Linked DNA regions of Homo sapiens: all the other regions are linked to region 2. The links are chromatin contacts, found by Hi-C in ENCODE. All regions are on one chromosome and are shown on one strand. The core of a region is the stretch at or near the end of the contact, and the rest is flanking DNA. Distances in the headings are between cores, read along the strand shown.

Region 1 (3,038 bases), core at 1-2,500, 620 kb after region 2:
GGTGAGGTGGGGAGAGCAGCATTGGCAGTCCTGGTGGGAGTCAAACCTTGAGCAAAGACCTGGAGGTGGGAATGAGCTGTGAGCCAGGAAGGCGAGAGCTGTGGATTCTGCATGTCCCCAAATTCTCTTTCCCTGCTTATCTTCCTTCCAGGTTGCACCCCAGCGCTCCCACCTAGATGGGTCTGATCCTCCAGGATCCCCACCCAAAGCCTGATGGCACCCCGGCTGGCCATGCTGTCCCCTCCCTGTGGCGTTTCTTAGCAGATGGCTGCAGAGCTTCGTTGATGGTCTTTTCTGTACTGGAGGCCTCCTGAGGCCAGGAACGTGCAAATTTGCAGGTGCTGCATCCCAAGCCCCTCATGCTCCTGCCTTCCTGAGGGCCAGAGGGGAGCCCCAGGACCCATTAAGCCACCCCCGTGTTCCTGCCGTCAGTGCCAACTGCCGCATGTGGAAGCATCTACCCGTTCACTCCAGTCCCACCCCACGCCTGACTCCCCTCTGGAAACTGCAGGCCAGATGGTTGCTGCCACAACTTGTGTACCTTCAGGGATGGGGCTCTTACTCCCTCCTGAGGCCAGCTGCTCTAATATCGATGGTCCTGCTTGCCAGAGAGTTCCTCTACCCAGCAAAAATGAGTGTCTCAGAAGTGTGCTCCTCTGGCCTCAGTTCTCCTCTTTTGGAACAACATAAAACAAATTTAATTTTCTACGCCTCTGGGGATATCTGCTCAGCCAATGGAAAATCTGGGTTCAACCAGCCCCTGCCATTTCTTAAGACTTTCTGCTGCACTCACAGGATCCTGAGCTGCACTTACCTGTGAGAGTCTTCAAACTTTTAAACCTTGCCAGTCAGGACTTTTGCTATTGCAAATAGAAAACCCAACTCAACCTGCTTAAGCAGAAAATAAATTTATTGATTCAAGTTTGGAGATATCGTGATTTCAGGTGCAGCTTGATCAAGGTATTCAAATGATGTCATCGAGGCTTGTTTAGCTCTGGGCTCTGCCTTCTGCTGGCTGGTTCATTCTCAGGCAGGCGACTTAGGGCTTCATCCTCCCAAGTTCAAGTTCAGGGTTTCATCCTTCCAAGTTCAAGTTCAGGGCCTCATCCTTCCAAGTTCAAGTTCAGCCAAAAAGAGCAAATGTCTATCCCAGGCAAAGTTCTAACTAAGATTTACTGTGATTGGACCAGCTTAGGTCCTGGGCCCCCTTTTAACCAATCATATTTGTCAGAGTGGTGCAGTGCTGTGCTCTGACTGGCCAGGCATGGACCATATGCCATGCTGGAACAGAACTGCGGCAACCCCAGCGAAAGCGTGTGTACTGGGGGGGAGGGTGAGTTCCAAAGTGGGCTGAGAGCCTGGCGGGAATTTGGGAATTTGGGCGAGAAACCCTCAACCTCCACTACTGGAGGTCATGGGAAAGTGTTCATTTCAGCAGTGAAATGAAACAATGCTGGACCCCGAAGGTGATAAGCAAAGGGGAGTTTCTTTAAAAGAGAGGCGGGGTTGTTGTGAGGATTTAAGAAGTTCCGACATGGGCACAACAGTGCCTGCACAGTCAGTCCCACCTCAGGACTTGCTAAGTTCTGTGGAGGTGCCAGACCTCCCCCTCCTGCGGACAATTACTCTCCTCTATCTCAACTTCTCACTCATTCATCAAACACACATTTATTGAGCACCTCTTCTGTGCCTGGCACTGTTCTAGGTGCCAGGGATCCAGCAGTGCTCAGAAGTCCCTGCCCTCAGGAGGCTGACACTCTAGAGAGGCTAAGAGATCTAAGAGGCTGCCCCTGACAACCCAGAAGACCCCAATTTCCAGCCCATGAAATGCTTGAGTTTCCACATTGTGCTTTCCCAGAGCTCCCAGCCAACCCCACTATCCCCATTAGTCCCCATGTTCTGAGGCAGGACCCCCTCCAGCTCACTCACCTCCTGGGAGCCCCCCTTAAAAGGGATTAGGTGCAGAGGGGAAACCCCTTTGCTTTTCTTAGTTTCAGCTCAAAGTCATGATGTTTTCAAAGTTACTTCTCTTCTGAAACAGAAAGGAAATACTAAACCCCACCCATCCATGGCACCATACAGATGCAGGCGGCCAGGACCCCACTCCCTAGTATGTTCGATGTCTAAGATCCCTGAGGCACCCCCTGAGGTTGGCCAGAGTCTGAGGGAGCCTCTTTCTGATCCCTCCTCTTCACAGAGCCTTGGGATAAACTCCAGAGCCTCCGCAACAAACCATGGCCCTGAAGGTCTGGCCATCCTCTGCCTCCCACTCTTATTGCACTCGTGCCTCTACCATCAGACTGGACTGTCATTTCTTCCACTCCACATTCATGCTTCTTTCATTCCAGGCCTTTGAACATACTGGACCCCTTTCCTTTGCTCCTGGAACTTCCCTGCAGGGCAAAGGTGGGCCCGGATCTCCTTCCATGTGTGTTCAGCCCGTTAGGTCGACCCCAGTAGAGACAATCTTTGCTTCTATATGATAATAATGTCAGTAAATAACTTCCTTTACTCATTGTCTTGGCTCCCATGCACATATTATCTCATTTAATGTTCTAATAGCCTTCCAAGATAGGTACTCTTAGCCACGGTTTGCAGAAGAGGAGATGAGGATGCGGGAGGGCACAGGTTTGGCTCAAATTGACAAGGCAGATGCTGTCCTTTCCCACCCTCTCCCTCTGTTCCCATCCTCCTTGCTAACAGAATCCTAGTTTTGTGCATAGCAGCACCGTACCTAACACCAACAAAATACTCGTTTTTCCAGCTGGTTTTGTCACTGGGGTTTTCAGGCCACATAGTTCTGGCCTAGAAGCCGATGTGAATGAAAGTCAGCGGGAGAGATGGCTTCTGTGAAAGTTGTTTTCTTCCTTAAAAAAATGACAGGCCCAGGCCGGGCGCGGTGGCTCACGCCTGTAATCCCAGCACTTTGGGAGGCTGAGGTGGGCGGATCACGAGGTCAGGAGATCGAGATCATCCTGGCTAACACGGTGAAACCCCGTCTCTACTAAAAAATACAAAAAAATAGCCGGGTGTGGTGG
Region 2 (3,082 bases), core at 215-2,714:
TCCCAGGTTCAAGCTACTCTCCTGCCTCAGTGTCCTGAATAGCTGGGATTACAGGCGTGCGCCACCACACCCAGCTAATTTTTGTATTTTTAGTAGAAACGAGGTTTCATCATGTTGGCCAGGCTTGTCTTGAACTCCCGACCTTGTCATCTGCCCATTTTGGCCTCCCAAAGTGCTGGGATTACAGGCGTGACCCACCGTGCGGAAAGATTACATTTTAACTGGGTTGAGTGGGAGGGTTTATATATGGAAAGAACTTTTGCCAGGACACAAGACCTGGTCCGGTGAGAGCTGGGCAACTGTGAATGAGTCTCTTCCCTCTGCTTTTCAACTCCTCACCTATAAAATAGGGATGGTCCTTCTTGTCTACTTTATAGAAGTGCTTGTGGGGTACGGGATTGTGAGAAGTTTTATGAAAACGTGCACCCATGAAATGTTGCTTGAGGAACACTTATTTGTTTCCTGGTCTTCTCCCATTGGATTGTGAGCATCTCAGGGGCACCAAGTCTGATCCTGTGTCCAGGACCTAGCAGTTACCTGGCTCAGTGACTGGCTGTCGAACTAAACTATTGCTCTAATGTAATCACTTTGTATTACAAATCTTTGTAGATCAGTCATCTACGTCGGGGTTACCTAGAGAACTCTGACTAAAGGAAATCCATTGCATTTAGACACTATTACTCACAGTTTGTAGTGGTATCTCCAAATTTCAACACATTTTCCCTTTCCCACGTACATTATGCATTTGTGGGAAGTTCTTTTTTTTTTTTTTTTTTGCGTTCATTGATTTACAACATCTATATCTACATGGATGGCGTGGCTTCTTCATTTTCCTTTGTGAGTGCCTGCAAATCATCTTAATCTGATTTGCTAAGGTATCTGCTTGTTTTCTCATTAGACTGGGAAATGGAGAGGAAAAAGAAAAAAAAAGGCCGGGCGCGGTGGCTCACGCCTGTAATCCCAGCACTTTGGGAGGCCGAGGCCGGCACATCTCGAGATCAAGAGATCGAGACCATCCTGGCCAACATGGTGAAACCCCGTCTCTACTAAAAATACAAAAATTAGCTGGGCGTGGTGGCGCGCGCCTGTAGTCCCAGCTACTCGGGAGGCTGAGGCAGGAGAATTGCTTCAAGGAGGCGGAGGTTGCAGTGAGCCGAGATCGCGAGCCTGGCGGCAGAGCGAGACTCCGTCGCAAAAAAAAAGCGTCTGAAATGCTGTTTTACTGGCTCCGGTAGCGACGTACAGCGAAAGCCAAGGTCACTTCAAGTTTGTAATTGGTTACAATGTCTGTCAGTCACGTTGCCGGAAACCCTGTCCAATTATCCTGCTTGTACTGTGCCCTCCCTTTCCGATTGGTTTTGGGACCGGTTTAAGCTGGAAGGGTAGTCATTGGTTCGCCGCTCTGTCTCGGCCTGAGCCCGCCCCCGCTCGGTTGCCGTGGTTGCGGGCCCTGCCCGCCCGCCAGCTCGCTGACAGCACGACTCAGGGCGGAGGGAAGTAGGTCCGTTGGTCGGTCGGGAACGAGGCTCAGGCGGCCAGGCCCGCGCGGAGCCGTTGCCATGGCAGCCGCCGCCGGGGACGCGGACGACGAGCCGCGCTCAGGCCACTCGAGCTCGGAGGGCGAGTGCGCGGTGGCGCCGGAGCCGCTGACTGACGCTGAGGGCCTCTTCTCCTTCGCTGACTTCGGGTCTGCGCTGGGCGGCGGCGGCGCGGGCCTCTCGGGCCGGGCGTCCGGCGGGGCCCAGTCGCCGCTGCGCTACTTGCACGTCCTGTGGCAGCAGGATGCGGAGCCGCGCGACGAGCTGCGCTGCAAGATACCCGCTGGCCGGCTGAGGCGCGCTGCCAGGCCCCACCGGCGGCTCGGGCCCACGGGCAAGGAGGTGCACGGTGAGCGGCGCGAGCGGCGCGGGGGCCCGGGGCGGGGCAGCCCGGGCGAGGGGCGGGGCCTCAGAGGACCAGTGGCCGCGCTTTGGTCGCCCCCGACCCTCAGCCGGGGTCCCCCGACGTCTGCGCTGAGGGCCACACTGACCCTTGAGTCTCCTTTCAGTAACGATGGTGATGATGGTTTTTTTAGAAAGTCTTCCTGCTCTGAGCCAGTCACCCCAGTCTTCTCTCACTGGGTAATTTCTGAATGGAAACTTCCCATGACTCGGAACGCTTATTGGTGAATAATAAAATGAGGTACTGGGGAACACTTTTATTATCATGGAGAGGGGAGGCCAGAGCCTGCAGCCAAGTCGTACCAGCTTGTTTAAATGCACGGACTTGGACTCCTTTACCACAGTTAGACCTTAGGGCAAATGATAGACCCTTTCAACCTTAGTTTTCTTTTTAAATTTTTTTATTTTTATTTATTTATTATTATTATCTTTTTGGAGACGGAGTCTCGCTCTGTTGCCCAGGCTGGAGTGCAGTGGCGCCATCTTGGTTCACTGCAACCTCCGCCCCCCGGGTTCAAGCGATTCTCCTGCCTCAGCCTCCCGAGTAGCTGGGGTTACAGGCGCCCACTACCAAGCCCGGCTAATTATTGTAATTTTAGTAAAGATGGGGTTTCACCATGTTTGCCAGGCTGGTCTCGAACTTCTGATCTCAGGTGATCCACCCACCTCGGCCTCCCAAAGTACTGGCATAACAGGCATGAGCCACTGGCCCGGCCTCAGCCCTAGTTTTCTCATCTGTAAAATGGGATGAGTTAAGTAAGGTAATGGATGTTTAGCTGTTATGCTGCCTTTGCTGTGCCCCAAACACTGCTGATACATGATCATCTGTCCTCACAAGAACTCTTTGAGACATAGAAATTGTTCCCACTTTACTGAAGAGGAAACTGAGGCTCAGAGAAATTGTCTTATTCCAGGTCACATAGCAAGTGGCTGTTGCTGGTATTAGAATCCGGGTCAGCCCGACTCAAACTTCTCCTCTGGTATATCTACCATATTGTCTTCTACAATGCATGGGTGACATGGAAACCCAGGCACTGAGAGATTAAGAATGGGGACTTTGGGGATTTCTTCCAGGACTGGCTATGACTCTAGCCATATTTTAGTGATGTCACGAAGATGAAATAAGAATTTGGAAGCGTTGT
Region 3 (2,701 bases), core at 116-2,615, 550 kb before region 2:
TTAAAGATAGGTATTCATCTTTTGTCAGAAAAGGACTCCTAATACTAAAAGTGATCAATATCAGTGGACTTGAGTGAAAAAAAATTCACCCAATTTAGTTTTTTAGTGCTGGCCTAAGAATCTACCGGCACTGCTAATTAATTGTGAGTAATTGATTGGCTTCCTTTTTAAAAAAGACTAACCAGACCATATGGGGGGTTAGTAGTTATATATAAAATGACAGCAAAACATGACACTTGGCAAATTCTTCCCCTTTGCTGAGCTGTCTTCTCAAATTCCTTTTCCTATTTATTAAGATTGCATTGCTCACCAGCTCCGGATCGTTTCTGTAGTGCGTTCTTTCTTTTGATTTAGGAAATAGATATTTTAAATGCTTTTCTTGATGTGTTTTAAAGTTTTTTCATTTTGGATATGCCGAAGGCCAGTAAAAAAACAAATATTTGGCTATTTTGTTGGTAGCGACTTGCATAGATCCATTTCACATTTGCATTAGTTTGCATTTTGGGGTAGAAAAATTGTGGATATGTTTGTTATGTCTGTGGTTCCTCGAGGCTTACTTAAAATGGGGAAATATCACAGGCCTTAGGAATCAGGATTTTTTTTGTCCTTTTTTTCAGTAAGAAAAAAAAAACAGTTGGGAAACGATTTAAATGAGTTGTGCGTAGGGAGGAGGGGAAAGGGTAGCGGTTTTTTGTTTTTTTTTGTCCCCGGTTTCCTCCAAATGGATTTCTATCAAAACCAAGTAGATTCTTGGAACCTAGTCTAAGTTTAGAAATCTCAAGTTAGAATAGCGCAAGCCCAGTCCTTTCAGAAAAAAAAAAATCAGAACAATTAAATAGCTTTCTGAAGATACTCATTTAAAAACTTTATCTTCTCGACCTTCCTCACGCTTGAAGAAAATCTGAGGTGTTTTTCGCGCACAGCTGCCTTCTAACCCGCGAGCAACGGCGTTAAGGTTTTGTTTGTAATTCGGGGTGACCCAGGAGTTCGGGCCGCGGGCCCCTCCCCTCGCCCGGGCACACCTTGCAGAGGAGGGGGCGGCGGGGACGGGACCCGGGTCTGCGCCTGCGCACACCCTCGCGGCCCCCCCCGCCCCCCCCGCCGGGTACCTGTCACGGCTACCGCCGCGGCGCTCGCCCGCCACGTTAAATCGGATGGCGGGAGTAGGGGTATGGGGCGGGGGGCGCGGGGAGGGTGGCACGGCGCGTGCGTGCGCGGGAGTCGCCGAGCGATAACTGGGAGTGCGCGCGCTCGCCGCTCGCTCGCGTCCCGGAGGCGGAGTCTGTGGCGGGGGGCGGAGCGGGGGCGGGCCTATGCTAGTCACGTGGGCGCGGGGGCGGGGTGGGGCGGGGCGGGGCGTCTCCGAGCGGCGGGCCGAGGGAGGGCGCAGCAGCTGCTCCCTGAACACTTTCTGACCCAACAGTCCCCCAGCGCCGGACGCGCCGCGCCCTGGCGGCTCTAGGGACCCCCCCCGCGCCTGCACTTAGCCCCGCGCCCGAGGTGAGCCCGGCCCCTAAATCCTCCGGGCGGGGGTGGGGGTGCGGGACGCTCCTTTTTTGTTGGGGGTCTTGGAGGCGCGAAGGCACTAGGCGCCTCGGCAGATGGCTGCACCCCTCGCTTGCGGCTCCCCGTGTCTTTTGGGGGGCCGGGTGCGGGCGCGGAATCCGGGAGGTGTCCGCACAAAAGGCCGAGAAAACTGCGCGAGGCCTCCCTCCCTCCGCCCTCCCCGCCCCCTCCCCTCCGCGCCCGCTCCTCCTCTTTCAAACCCGGCCGGCCCGAGTGGAGTCAGCTCAGTCCCGGCAGCCGCCGCGCGAGGAAATGGCCGAGGGGCCGGAGCCACAGGTAAAGGGGGGCGCCCCCCGCCCGCGCCAGCCGGGGCGCCCGCCTGGTCCTGCGGAGGCTCCCGCGCCGCCCCCGAGGCGCCCGGCTCTCGTTGTCTTGTCCCCCCCCAGGATGACCTCAGTTCCCCGTCTCAGCTTTCTAGCTGCTCTTTCTAGGGCGCCCCCTCCCCAGCCGGCTCCTGCGCTTCCGCTGGCGGGAAGGTGCGGGCGATCCCGGGCTGCATCCGCTCTTGGCCGTCACACTCACGCCGCACGATTCAGAAGGGCTTGGGGTGCGGGGTTCCCTGAATCTCCGCCGGGAGCGGGGGTCCGGGGGTCTGCGGGGGTGGGCGGTGGGGGGCTGTTCCGAAAAGTTGGGTCGCCCCGCGGGGCGGGTCTCCCAATTTGCCCAGTCGGCCCTTGGGGCGCGGGCGGAGGGGGGACGTTGGCGTAGGGTCCCCCGCGATACCCCGGGAAGGGCCGGGGGAAGTTGGAAATGGCCAAAACAATGCGTCGGGACAGGCTTCCCCCGTAAACAATGGCCGGGACGGTCCACACGGGCCAGGCGGAGGGCGCGTCTAAGGGACCGCGGGAGGGGCTGGGCCTCTCCGCGGACCCCGAGGTGCGCCGGGTGACTCCCTCGGGTGCCCAAAAATCTGTCCCCGGGAGTCCTGGGGCGCCTGCTTATCCCTGAGCAGGGATGCACGGGGCTGCGTTTCCTGGATGTGTGCGATAAGGTGGCTTTTTTTTCCCTCCTCTAATTTTAAAGATTTTTCTTAAGTCTTAATGTTCTATAAACACTTAAAGAATATCTTTACAACTCAATTGTAGTGGAACACCCAAAGGCAGCTGGAAGCAGAACTGGGAACTCTAAAGGGCAG

What was found. A loop is a pair of places that touch in the nucleus more often than their neighbours do. Pooled maps may share reads with other maps.
Region 1: a loop to region 2 is called in a pooled map, with 5 times the contacts of the local background. The contact joins the enhancer-like site here to the promoter of ANKRD54 in region 2. A Hi-C loop is called at or near these places in 1 of 168 maps with a recorded cell type or tissue (naive thymus-derived CD4-positive, alpha-beta T cell) and 6 of 50 pooled maps.
Region 3: a map of CD8-positive, alpha-beta T cell shows a loop between it and region 2 (9-fold over the local background). The contact joins the promoter of TPTEP2-CSNK1E here to the promoter of ANKRD54 in region 2. A Hi-C loop is called at or near these places in 1 of 168 maps with a recorded cell type or tissue (CD8-positive, alpha-beta T cell), 6 of 37 single-sample maps with no recorded cell type and 7 of 50 pooled maps.

The regions. Positions count from the first base shown.
Region 1 is chr22:37,223,153-37,226,190 of GRCh38, reverse strand. It overlaps RAC2 (Rac family small GTPase 2), which reads left to right. Exons shown (of 7, transcript NM_002872.5): 7 at 152-921. Among named protein-coding and RNA genes, the nearest start is that of SSTR3, 12 kb to the right of the region's middle. Within about 2 kb of position 1,250, at least 5 of the 41 ENCODE cell types and tissues checked have a DNase peak (open chromatin) inside an H3K27ac peak, as active enhancers do.
Region 2 is chr22:37,842,716-37,845,797 of GRCh38, reverse strand. ANKRD54 (ankyrin repeat domain 54) reads left to right here and starts at 1,464. Exons shown (of 8, transcript NM_138797.4): 1 at 1,464-1,887. The coding sequence starts at 1,560. MIR658 (microRNA 658) reads left to right here and starts at 1,427; the gene lies at 1,427-1,526. RefSeq lists a silencer at 1,294-1,993.
Region 3 is chr22:38,397,579-38,400,279 of GRCh38, reverse strand. TPTEP2-CSNK1E (TPTEP2-CSNK1E readthrough) reads left to right here and starts at 1,365. Exons shown (of 15, transcript NM_001289912.2): 1 at 1,365-1,842. It also overlaps the pseudogene TPTEP2. RefSeq lists a silencer at 1,308-1,587 and an enhancer at 1,853-2,636.